2 separate regions of the Homo sapiens genome follow, and region 2 is linked to region 1. Evidence: read pairs that join two places in POLR2A ChIA-PET (ENCODE). Cell type or tissue: OCI-LY7. All regions are shown on one strand. Each heading gives the region's core, and the rest is flanking DNA. Links, peaks and the distances in the headings are about the cores only.

Region 1 (5,381 bases), core at 254-5,253:
ATGGGATATTAGAAATGTTCTATAGCTTGATTATGGTGGTATTTATACAACTGTATATTTCTATTAAAACTCATCCAACTGTACACTTAAAAGGAGCATGTTCTATAGCATATAAATTAAACCTCAACAAATCTGACTTTACAAAAATATTACATAGCAAAAAATTGTGGCAGGTAGTTGAAATAGTATTTAAAGGAAATTTTACAGCCTTAAATGTATGTTAGAAAAGAAAGATAATTGGGCCCGGCGCGGGGGCTCACGCTGGTAATCCCAACACTTTAAGAGGCCGAGGCAGGCAGATCATGAGGTCAGGAGTTCCAGACCAGCCTGGCCAACATGGTGAAACCCCGTCTCTCCTAAAAATACAAAAATTAGCCAGGCATGGTGGTGTGCACCTCTAGTCCCAGCTACTCGGGAGGCTGAGACAGGAGAATTGCTTGAACCTGGGAGGCAAAGATTGCAGTGAGCCAAGATCATGCCACTGCACTCCAGCCTGGGCAACAGTGCAAGACTCCGTCTCGGGGAAAAAGAAAACAAAAAAAAAAGAAAGAAAGAAAGAAAAAGAAAAGAAAGATAATTAAAAATTAGTAAGCTGAATTGTCCAAGTGAAGAAAAGAGAAATAAACCCATAGAAAGCAGAAAGAAGAAAATGATGTAAGAACATAAATTAATGAATTCAAAAGTTAATGTGCAGTAGCAAGGATCAACAAAACCAAAAGCTGGTTTGGGCTTAAAAAAAAAATTACACTTTGATAAGACTGATCCCCACCCCCCGGAAAAAAAAGAAGAAACAAATAACAGGAATGAAAAGCAAGCTATAAATACAGATACTGCAAATTTTAAAATCTGAAACTTGATGCCAATAAATTTTTAAATGTGCATGAAATTAAGATGTCTTGGGAAGCGGCAGAGACCTACATCTGGAGTGAAACCAAACAAAACTGACTACTAAGAAATCTAGACCACAAGGACAAAGTGGAATGAGTAGATTGTTAAAAACACATACTCAAATGACAGAGCCACAGAGGATGAAACCATCTCTGAAAATAGAGACAACCATGATATTTCTGAATATACGTGTTTTCCCTAAAGGCAGGAAAATGAGAAAAAATAAGTTAACGCCCAACCTCCAGTTCTGACAACACGGCAGAGTAACAAGGTCACTCCTGAAACCTCCCCATGTAAGAGAAGCAGGGATATCCAGGGGCCAGAGAAATTGTGTACATGCCCATCCCCACCCCTTCTTTTGATGCTTATATTGCTATTCTTGGTAAATCAGGTGAAAATGAATACCAAGGGTAGTCCTATGGAGAGAAGAAATCACAAGGACAGGTGGGAGAGAAGGTTAAGCTCTGCCTGTATTGCCTTAATGAGAGGGCAGATTCAGGGACCTTGTTGGACAGTGATTACAGGAATAGTAACAATAGCAATAATAAAAGCCAGAATTTTTTAAGCATTAACTGTTCATTATTAGCAGCCATACATTAAGTATTTTATATGTATTAATCTCATTTGCTCTTCATTAAATCTTACAGCTATAATTATTAACCCAGTGCTACAGATGGGGAATTTGAGGTTTGAAGAATTATATAATCCATTGAGGTTAACACAGCCCGCAAGTGGTTGAAATCAAAATTGAATCAGGTTCTGTCTGACTCTGGGGTCTGTACTTTTTCCTTTTTTTTTTTTTTTGAAAAAAAAAAAAAAAAAAGATAGGGTGTCCCACTGTTGCCCAGGCTAGAGTGCAGTGGTGCAATCATAGCTTACTGCAGCCTCAAACTCCGGGTTCAAGTGATCCTCCTGCCTCAGCCTCTTGAGTAGCAGGACTACAGGTGGGCACCACCATGCCTGGCTAATTTTTTAATTTTTTGTAGAGACAAGGTCTAGCTACATTGGTCAGGCTGGTCTCAAACTCCTGGGCTCGAGGGATCCTCCCGCTTTGGCCTCTCAAAGTGCTAGGATTACAGATGTGAGCCCCGCACCTGGCCAGGAGTCTGCACTTTTAATGAAATGTCACCCAACATCTACTACTATTGGCTAAGTGCTTTCACACTCATTTTCTCAGCTAAACAGAGAGAGAATGAAGCACGGACAGCAGTAAAGCCTATATGCGGGGCAGCATTAGCATACAGAGAACCCACGATTTAGTCACTTGCCTTGGTAACAATGAACTGGCAAATTTTCCTAAACCCAAGTTACCATAGTACTAAGTAGTTAGGGGAAAGAGATGGTGGCTTTCTCTATCTGCAAAACGGAAAATCCAGACAATCCCAACTAACTTTTGCTAAAGTTCCTGTGAGAAGTAATCAAAATTTCATGGATAGAGGTTCCCTGGGGACAAATTTTGGCTGAAAAAAAAAACAAAAAACAAAAAAAAACTACTATCTTTACACACAGCTTTGAGCAATGATTTGAACTACTTCCAACTTGTGGAATTCCCTCTTCTCAGAAATGACTGCAGGTAGTCAAGCAAATGTGAGATGATGCCTCTTGTTGGAAATATAGCAAGAGCTGGAAAATATGTCCTTTAAGACCCTTTTCAATTCTGAAAGTTTATCATTCTCTGATACAGTGTTGGAACAGATGATTGAGAGAGACAATGGCTTCTAGGAATTCAAGACATGCCCATCTGTCACCTGTGCTTACAGTGAAGCCACACAGAAGTTAACTATGGAACAGTCCTTCCTAGGGCCTAAGGTGCTAGGATACTTATTGCAGTTCTTAGGCTCCATTTCTGAGCCAGTCTGGACTCAGCTCTTTTTCTCACCATGTAGTTGAGATTAAAATTATCCTGTAGTTTAATATCAGAGAATAAATGGCCACAAGAATGAACGCTAAAGAAGAAGCCTGCCAAGCAGCCATGGATCAAGCAGTCTCCGAACCAAACAAAGGAAATGAAAAACAGTCTCAGGCTCACACAGGCTGATACTGTTTTAAGCAACCTCTTGAGGTCAAAAACCGCAGGCATTTAAGTCCTGCTCTCAAAGCCATTTCAATAACTGAGTTAAAAACCCAGCTCAAATCAGCTAGCACGATCCACCAGCAGAACCAGGCTACTGTGGTTCTGAGACAAAGATGACATTCATTTACCATGTGGTTTCTCAGAAAGCGTATCTACACAGCAGGTTTCCCTGGCAATTTTGGATACATATGTCTTTTCCAGACTGCTGTTCTTGGCTAGTTTTCTGAAAGAAAAGAGCACAAAATCTCATTATATTCCAAAGCACAAATAAATTCAGTCTCAACATACTTTAAACCAAGCTTTACAGGAAAAATAAGAAGTTGAAACAAAAATAGTGTACCCTGTCAAGAACAATTTAGGATAGTCTTCTCACCAGAAACTGCTCGACAGGACTACTTCAGTAAAAAGCCATTAACAGGCAGTGCTGTTGACCTTGGCTAGCTACTGGGCATTCACATGGCACTGCCGGGTCAGAAACCTAAACACCAAACATAGTCTCCATTCATCTTTCTTCTAGCACAGAAGAAAAGAAACTCATCAGAAAAAGTTTAAAAAGCAGAGCATGGAGATTGTCCAGAAAGGTGGTGGCAAGAGTCTGAGAGCGCAGGTGCTGATGGTTAAAACCCCAGCTTAATTCACACACTCAACAGGCAAAAAAATGCAACAATAAAAACAATCACAAAGACTCAATCCCCAAACCTCCTGTTGACAAGAAAAAAGCCTGGCTTAATATATTAGAACGACCTGAAAACAACCCAACTCCAACCAAAAAAGCCCCAAATGTTAAATGCCAAGTAAAAAGAGGATGATTAAATCAATCAAAAGAATGTAATGTGATGGGCTACTATGTGACCCTTAAAAATGATTTCACAAGTGTTTTTAATGATATGAGAAAATGTTTAAGATATGTTAAGTGAAAAAAAATCAAGATTTATTATGCATGCAGAATGATCTCAGCTGTGTAAAATAATATCTAAGTATTAAAAAACTGGAAGGAAATGTTAAAATGTAATTATTATTGCTGGGGGGGGTGGAAGAGTTGTAAGAGACATTTTCTTCTTTAAGCTTTTCTTCAGTCTCTAAACTTTCTATAATGAGTGTGTTTTTACAACTAGAAGGTTAACAAAATAGCATTGTAACATTATAGAAGAGCAAACCAACACCAAAAAAGAAGAAAATAATAACATTTATTAAGTGCTTATTGCAGGCCAGCAGTAAGGACCATTGTCCTAAAGGTGCTTTACGTGCATTACAGGTTTAGTATCCCTTATCCAAGATGCCTGGGACCAGAAGTGTTTTGGATTTTGGATTTTTGGATTTGGGATTACGCAACCTGCATCTCATTTGATACTCACGACAGCCCTATGAAAGAGGTATGACTTTACCATGTTTGACAGATAAGACAATCAAGGGTTAGACAGGTGGCATAATAGGTGGAGAAGATAGGCTATGAGCCCTAACAGAATAACTCCAGTGGTTTTAACCACTATATGCCTCTCAACCACAATGGCATAATCTGTCTCCCTGCCTGCAAGCCTGACCTAAACATAAGCCTCAATGACAAAATCTACTTTAGAAGGCACTATAATAATTTAGGATAGTGTGACTGCCAAGGTACTAAGATACTCAGATAAATATTCAAAAGAGGAACTAAAACACCTCTAATGAAGCTATAAAAAGAATCCATGTGATAGAGCAATGCATCGCTGCAGTTGAAAACATACCAGCACAACAAATCAACCCACAGCTAAATCCCACTATACAAGAGAAGCTAGTAATAACTGTCAAAGAAAGACCCCTGGTAACCACTTATTGAACTACCATGAAAAAAGGAACTCACTAAAAGATACAATAACAATGAGCTAGACAGTAAGGATTTGAATTTGTCTCCCAAAAAGCCCCCTAGCAACAAGAGGCCTGGACCATCAAAGGCTAGAGAAAAGAAAGAAACTAAAGAGAAAAATAAAAAGCATTGTACTTGATGCCAAATTATATAAAATACAACCAGCACAGAAGGACCACCTTACTTTTCTTTCAGTCTAGCACTAAAGGCCTTTTGGTTAGAAACAATCAATTTTGCTTGGCAAAAAAAGGATCAAGACATAGAAGTACTTTGGATCAAATTCTGTAGAATCAGCCTATTTGAGATGCATTAAGGTTAATGCCAAAACCAATACGGTGTTCTGTTCACAGTTTCTTTCTAGAGGTTTTAAAAGCCGAAAAACATTAAAACTCAGAGTTTGAAGTGGAAAGTTTCTATCTGTAAAAACAAGCCACTTTTAGGTACTATAAGCTATTAAGATTTGGTAATTCTAAATTAATTATGTATTTTTTAAACCCTTGGTTGTTAGAAAAATATAAAGCTCGATTGCTACCTTACTCTTAACACCAAGACAAATACATGATAGATTAAATATTG
Region 2 (5,381 bases), core at 65-5,064, 180 kb after region 1:
TACTGGATTTGTCAATTAGTGCTAGAGGTATGTTGAAGTCTTCAACTATAATAATGGATTTGCCTGGCTGGGTGCGGTGGCTCGTGCCTGTAATCCCGGCACTCTGGGAGGCCGAGGTGGGGAGATCACAAGGTCAGGAGATCGAGACCATCCTGGCTAACACGGTGAAACCCCATCTCTACTAAAAATACAAAAATTAGCCAGGCATGGTGGCGGGCACCTGTAGTCCCAGCTACTCTGGAGGCTGAGACAGGAGAATGGCATGAACCTGGGGAGGTGGAGCTTGCAGTGAGCCGAGTTCGCGCCACTGCACTCCAGCCTGGGCGACAGAGCCAGACTCTGTCTCAAAGATAATAATAATAATAATAATAATAATAATAATAATAATAATGGATTTCCCTATTTCTCCTTGCAGTTCTGTATGTTTTGCCTGACATATTTTGATGGTCTGTTGTTGTAAGGCACGTACTCATTAAGGATTGTTGGGTCTTCATGGAGATCTCACCCTTAATCATTATGTAATGCTCATCTTTATCCCTGACATTTCCCTTATTCTGAAGTCCGCTTTGGCTAAAATTAATAGAGCTATGCCTGGCTAATTTTGTATTTTTAGTAGAGATGGGGTTTCACCATGTAGGCCAGGCTGGTCTCAAACTCCTGACTTCAGGTGATCCACCCGCCTCAGCCTCCCAAAGTGCTGGGATTACAGGCGTGAGCCACTGCACCCGGCCTGTTGTCTACTTTTTCCATTAGAGACCTTAGCACACTAATCACAGTAATTTTAAATTTCTGATCCAATAATTCCAAAATTTCTGCCACTGGCTTTGTCTCTTCATACTGTGTTTTTTCTTGCTGTTAATGTGTCATAAATTTTGTTGACAGTCAGGCATGATGTATCAGGTAATAGTAACGGAGGTAAATTGGGCTTTAGTGGTTTTTTTGTCTGTCTAGGAGTTAGGTTGTGTTTACTGTTTGCTGTAGCTGTAAGTGTCAGAGACTTCAATTTCCTCAAATGTTCTTGTTTTTGTCTCCCTTGGTGTCTTGCAGTTTCTCTGGAAACTTGGTAATTCTGGTTTGTGTCTTGCAGCTCTTTCAGTTGTAATCCACTGTTTTTACATGGAGCTCTGTTGCTGTGCTGGTGAGGTATTGGTGAGGGGAAAGCTTAAACTTATAATTAAATCTCCATTTTTGGTTATTTATTTATTTATTTATTTATTTATTTTGAGACGGAGTCTCGCTCTGTTGCCAGGCTGGAGTGCAGTGGCACGATCTCAGCTCACTGCAACTTCCACCTCCCGGGTTCAAGTGATTCTCCTGCCTCAGCCTTCCGACTAGCTGGGACTGTAGGCACATGCCACCATGTCCAGCTAATTTTTGTATTTTTAGTAGAGATGGGGTTTCACCATGTTGGCCAGGATGGTCTCGATCTCTTGACCTTGTGATCTGCCTGCCTTGTCCTCCCAAAGTGTTGGGATTACAGGCGTGAGCCACCACTCCCAGCTTTTGGTTTTTTTTTTAACGGGCCCGAGTCCCTGGGCTATAACCTCCAGAAGAATTTCTTTGCTTTTTTTTTCTCCCCCTACATGAGATGGGAAAGCTAAAGGAGGCTGTAGTTGTCTAATTGCCCTTCCTCTAGGCTAGTAAGATGCTGGTAAAGTAGTATCCATTGAGGGCAGGCCTTTGCTACAGAGAACAGAGCACTCTGGGCTTATTTCCACATGGTTTATTTACCCTACTCCTGTCCAAAGTGTGAGGGGATTTTGTTCAGATCTTCACTGTGAGAAACTGGTGGGACTCTGGGAGGCCAAACTCACAAAAATATACCTCTGCCCCCTAGCCCCCCAAGAACGGGCACCTGGGTTTTTTAAACCCTCAAGCTAGTCCACAGTCAGCCTCCAGCAATTCATAATTACTGTTTAAATGTTCCCACCAGTTATTGTTTCCAGCTGCTTCTGCTCCTGGTAAACTGTGATTCTGTGTATTGTCCTGTCTAGTTTTCAGGCTGGCCGTGTACCCTATGACCTCAATTTTCTGAGGATCACTTGAGCCTAAGAGTTTGAGGTCGCAGTGGGCTATGGATCATGCCACTGCACTCTAGCCTGGGTGACAGACCAAGACCTTGCCTCAAAAAAAAAAATCTATTTTAAAAAAGTACTGTATTTCACAGATTCAAAGATATACATATTCTCATATTTTAACATATCTGAAATCATGTGTTTTACCATCAGTGGCATGTCATGGTTTAATTGGCAGCATCCCTCCTCCCACCCACATCCTTAGAAATACATGAAACTATATATATATATATATACACAAAACATCTTATAAAATCAAGAACATCTCAGAGCAATGCAATGTAAATTCTTATTTTTGTCTAGGTAACACTATGCATAATTTCAAAAGCCAGATAATTTTGTTTTCATTATGAAAAAGGGCACTCCCGCACCCATCATCCTTTTGCTAACCTCTCCCAAGAGGTGGTGATTTCAACTCATTTAGCTGTTCCTTCTGCTATGTGCCTCCATATTTCTAAATAACATAAACAGCTGTTTCTTTGTTTATTTCTTAAAAAAAAAATGACAGTTGGGACTACAGGAGGCTGAGGCAGGAAAACCGCTTGAACCCAGGAGGCAGAGGTTGCTGTGAGCCAAGGTCATGCCATGGCACTCCAGCCTGGGCCACAAGAGCAAAACTCTTGTCTCAAAAAAAAAAAAAAGAAAAAAAAACCCCACAATTCCTTCTTAAATTCTCAATTTTGGATAAGTTTCTGTTGACTTCCTACTATGGACCAATCAATTTTGCTCTCTAAAATCACTTTACACATATACCACTGCAGCATTCTTTCAATTTGTTTATATATTACTTGGAATTTTTTTCCCCTGGAGTTAACAATTGCTTTAAAATTAGATTTTATTCTTACTTAAGACTAAACCTGCACGTAGTTGAATAGTTGATAGAGGAAAATAGTTCTTCAAGACCTGCTATATGTGTGTGTTTTAAAAGTCTCTTTTTTTTTTTTTCGTGACGGAGTTTTGCTCTTTTTGCCCAGGCTGGAGTGCAATGGTGTGATCTCGGCTCACTGCAACCTCCGCCTCCCGGGTTCAAGTGATTCTTCTGCCTCAGCCTCCTGAGTAGCTGGGATTACAGGCACCCGCCATCATGCCTGGCTAATTTTGTATTTTTAGTAGAGACGGGGTTTCTCCATGTTGGTCAGGCTGGTCTCGAACTCCTGACCTCAGATGATCTGCCCACCTTGGCCTCCCAAAGTGCTGGGATTACAGGTGTGAGCCACCGCGCCCGGCCTTAAAAGTCTTTAACACCTTTCCCTATATCCTGCTTCTATGAGCAACCACCTTTTGCTACCAAAATTATGCACTTAATTTGTAATTCCCTAATTTTCTTACTTTTAGCAATATCTATTGGGTAATTTTTATGGAATATAAAGACTGTCTCTTTCTCATACACCCTATGCAGCATCTTCTCCAAATCCTCCAAATCCCACAGGTAAATGTCATGTTCTGTCCCTCCCTATGCATCCTTTTTTTCTTTCTTTTCCTTTTTTTTTTTTTTTGTTTTTGTTTTTGAGACAGGGTCTCTGTCACCTATGCTGAAGTGCAGTGTGGCATGATCTCAGCTCATGCAGCCTCAACCTCCTGGTCTCAATCAATCCTCCCACCTCAGTGCCCCTGTAACTGGGACTACACGTGTGCACCACTGTGTCCAGCTAATTTTTGTAGTAACGGGGTTTCACCATGTTGCCCAGGCTGGTCTTGAACTACTGGGCTCAAGTGATCCACCTGCCCAGCCTCCTAAAGTGCTGGGATTATAGGCGTGAGCCACTGCTCCAGGCCCCCATGCATCATGTCAAAATGATTATATCATAATTTTAGTTAAATTTGTATTCAGTGTTTACAGTTTTGTGACCATAAATACACTATTGTCAGCCTTGCCCAGCTGTATTCCATGATGGCTTTCCCTTTATTATAGAACTTCTTGTTTTCCCTAATATTAACAAAGTTTTTGTTTCTTGTTTGTTTGCCAAGTTTTCTATATTCTGGTTGCTAATGATTGTTCTCTATTGCTGCTGTAACAAATTACTACAAATTTAGTAGCTTAAACAGAACCCACTTCTTATCTCACAATTCTGTAGGTAAGAAGACTGAGTATAGTGTGTGTCTGCTGGGATCCGCCACTTAGAGTCTCACAAAGCAAAAATTAAGTTGTCAGCTGGGCTGCATTCCTTTCTGGAGGTCATGGAGCTGAATCTACCTTCAAGCTCATGGAAGTTATTGCTCAGATTTCATTTCTTTCTTTCTTTCTTTCTTTTTTTTTTTTTTTTTGAGATGGAGTCTTGCTCTGTCGCCCAGGCTGGAGTGCAGTGCAGCGATCTCAGCTTACTGTAACCTCCGCCTCCTGGGCTCAAGTGATTCTCCTGCCTCAGCCTCCTGGGTAGATGGGACTACAGGCATGTGCCACCACACCCGGCTAATTTTTGTACTTTTAGTAGAGAAGGGGTTTTGCCACATTGCCCAGGCTGGTCTCGAACTCCCGAGGTCAGATAATCTGCCTGCCTTGGCCTCCCAAAGTGCTAGGATTACAGACGTGAGCCACCGCGCACGGCCCTTCATGTTGTTTTAAAATGTGACACCATCCCTCCAATGTCCTGTAAACTGGTAGTTCAATCTAGAGGCCTGATTAGATTTCAGTTCAGTTTTTGGCAATCATATTTTATAGACAGGACTTGTATTTTCTATGGCGTCATCTCAGGAGGCACATAACATCTAATTGTTCCTCAATGATCTCTCCCAATCTGAAAATATACTTTCTTCAGTTCTGGAATAATTTTCATGAATTATTTCTTTGAATATTTTCTTCCTTCCTCTCCCCATTTTCTATATCTTCACTTTCCAGAACTCTAATTTTTCAGGTGTTTGACCTCTTGAAATGGCTTTCTAATTTTACTGTTTTTTTTTCTTTTTCTTTCCAATTTTTCATCTTTTTGTCTTTGTGTCTCTTTTCTGAATATTATCTTCCAACCTGTACTAAGTCATGCCTCTGTGCAGGAGATAGGAACAGAAACCACTCTAGGTATTGTAGGCAGAAAGGGATTGACTATAGGGAATTAGGTGGTTACAAATTCATGAGAAGAGCAGGAGTTGCAGAAGTCCAGGAGGCTTTTGTTTCAAAGTCACCATAGATGTGATTGAGAGGCCAGAGGTGCTGCTGCTACTCTTGCTCTGGTCACTGTAACTATCTGACACACATGAAGCTGGGGACTAGGCAGTGGATCAGGGAGTCTAGCCACTTTGATTTTGCTCAAAAGTAAACTTCAAAGATAAAGAGGGCTGTTGTTTGGCTTGAATGAGAAGTTGAAATTGCAA

What was found. ChIA-PET counts read pairs that join two places held together with the same protein. Peaks named below come from ENCODE experiments on the same cell type or tissue, not always from the same donor. Only the 100,000 strongest peaks of a DNase experiment are listed, where the experiment ranks them.
Region 2: POLR2A ChIA-PET joins it to region 1 with 7 read pairs; 3 of 35 experiments call an interaction of 5 or more read pairs at or near these places.

The regions. Positions count from the first base shown.
Region 1 is chr20:45,050,890-45,056,270 of GRCh38, reverse strand. The region is part of intron 10 of STK4 (serine/threonine kinase 4); the gene reads right to left. Among named protein-coding and RNA genes, the nearest start is that of KCNS1, 48 kb to the left of the region's middle. RefSeq lists a silencer at 4,372-4,441. In OCI-LY7, for the core only: no CTCF peak of the experiment used is centred there; DNase peaks (open chromatin) are centred at 2,940 and 4,660; H3K4me3 peaks cover 2,259 bases; H3K27ac peaks cover 2,896 bases.
Region 2 is chr20:44,870,761-44,876,141 of GRCh38, reverse strand. No RefSeq gene overlaps it. Among named protein-coding and RNA genes, the nearest start is that of YWHAB, 12 kb to the left of the region's middle. In OCI-LY7, for the core only: no CTCF peak of the experiment used is centred there; no DNase peak of the experiment used is centred there.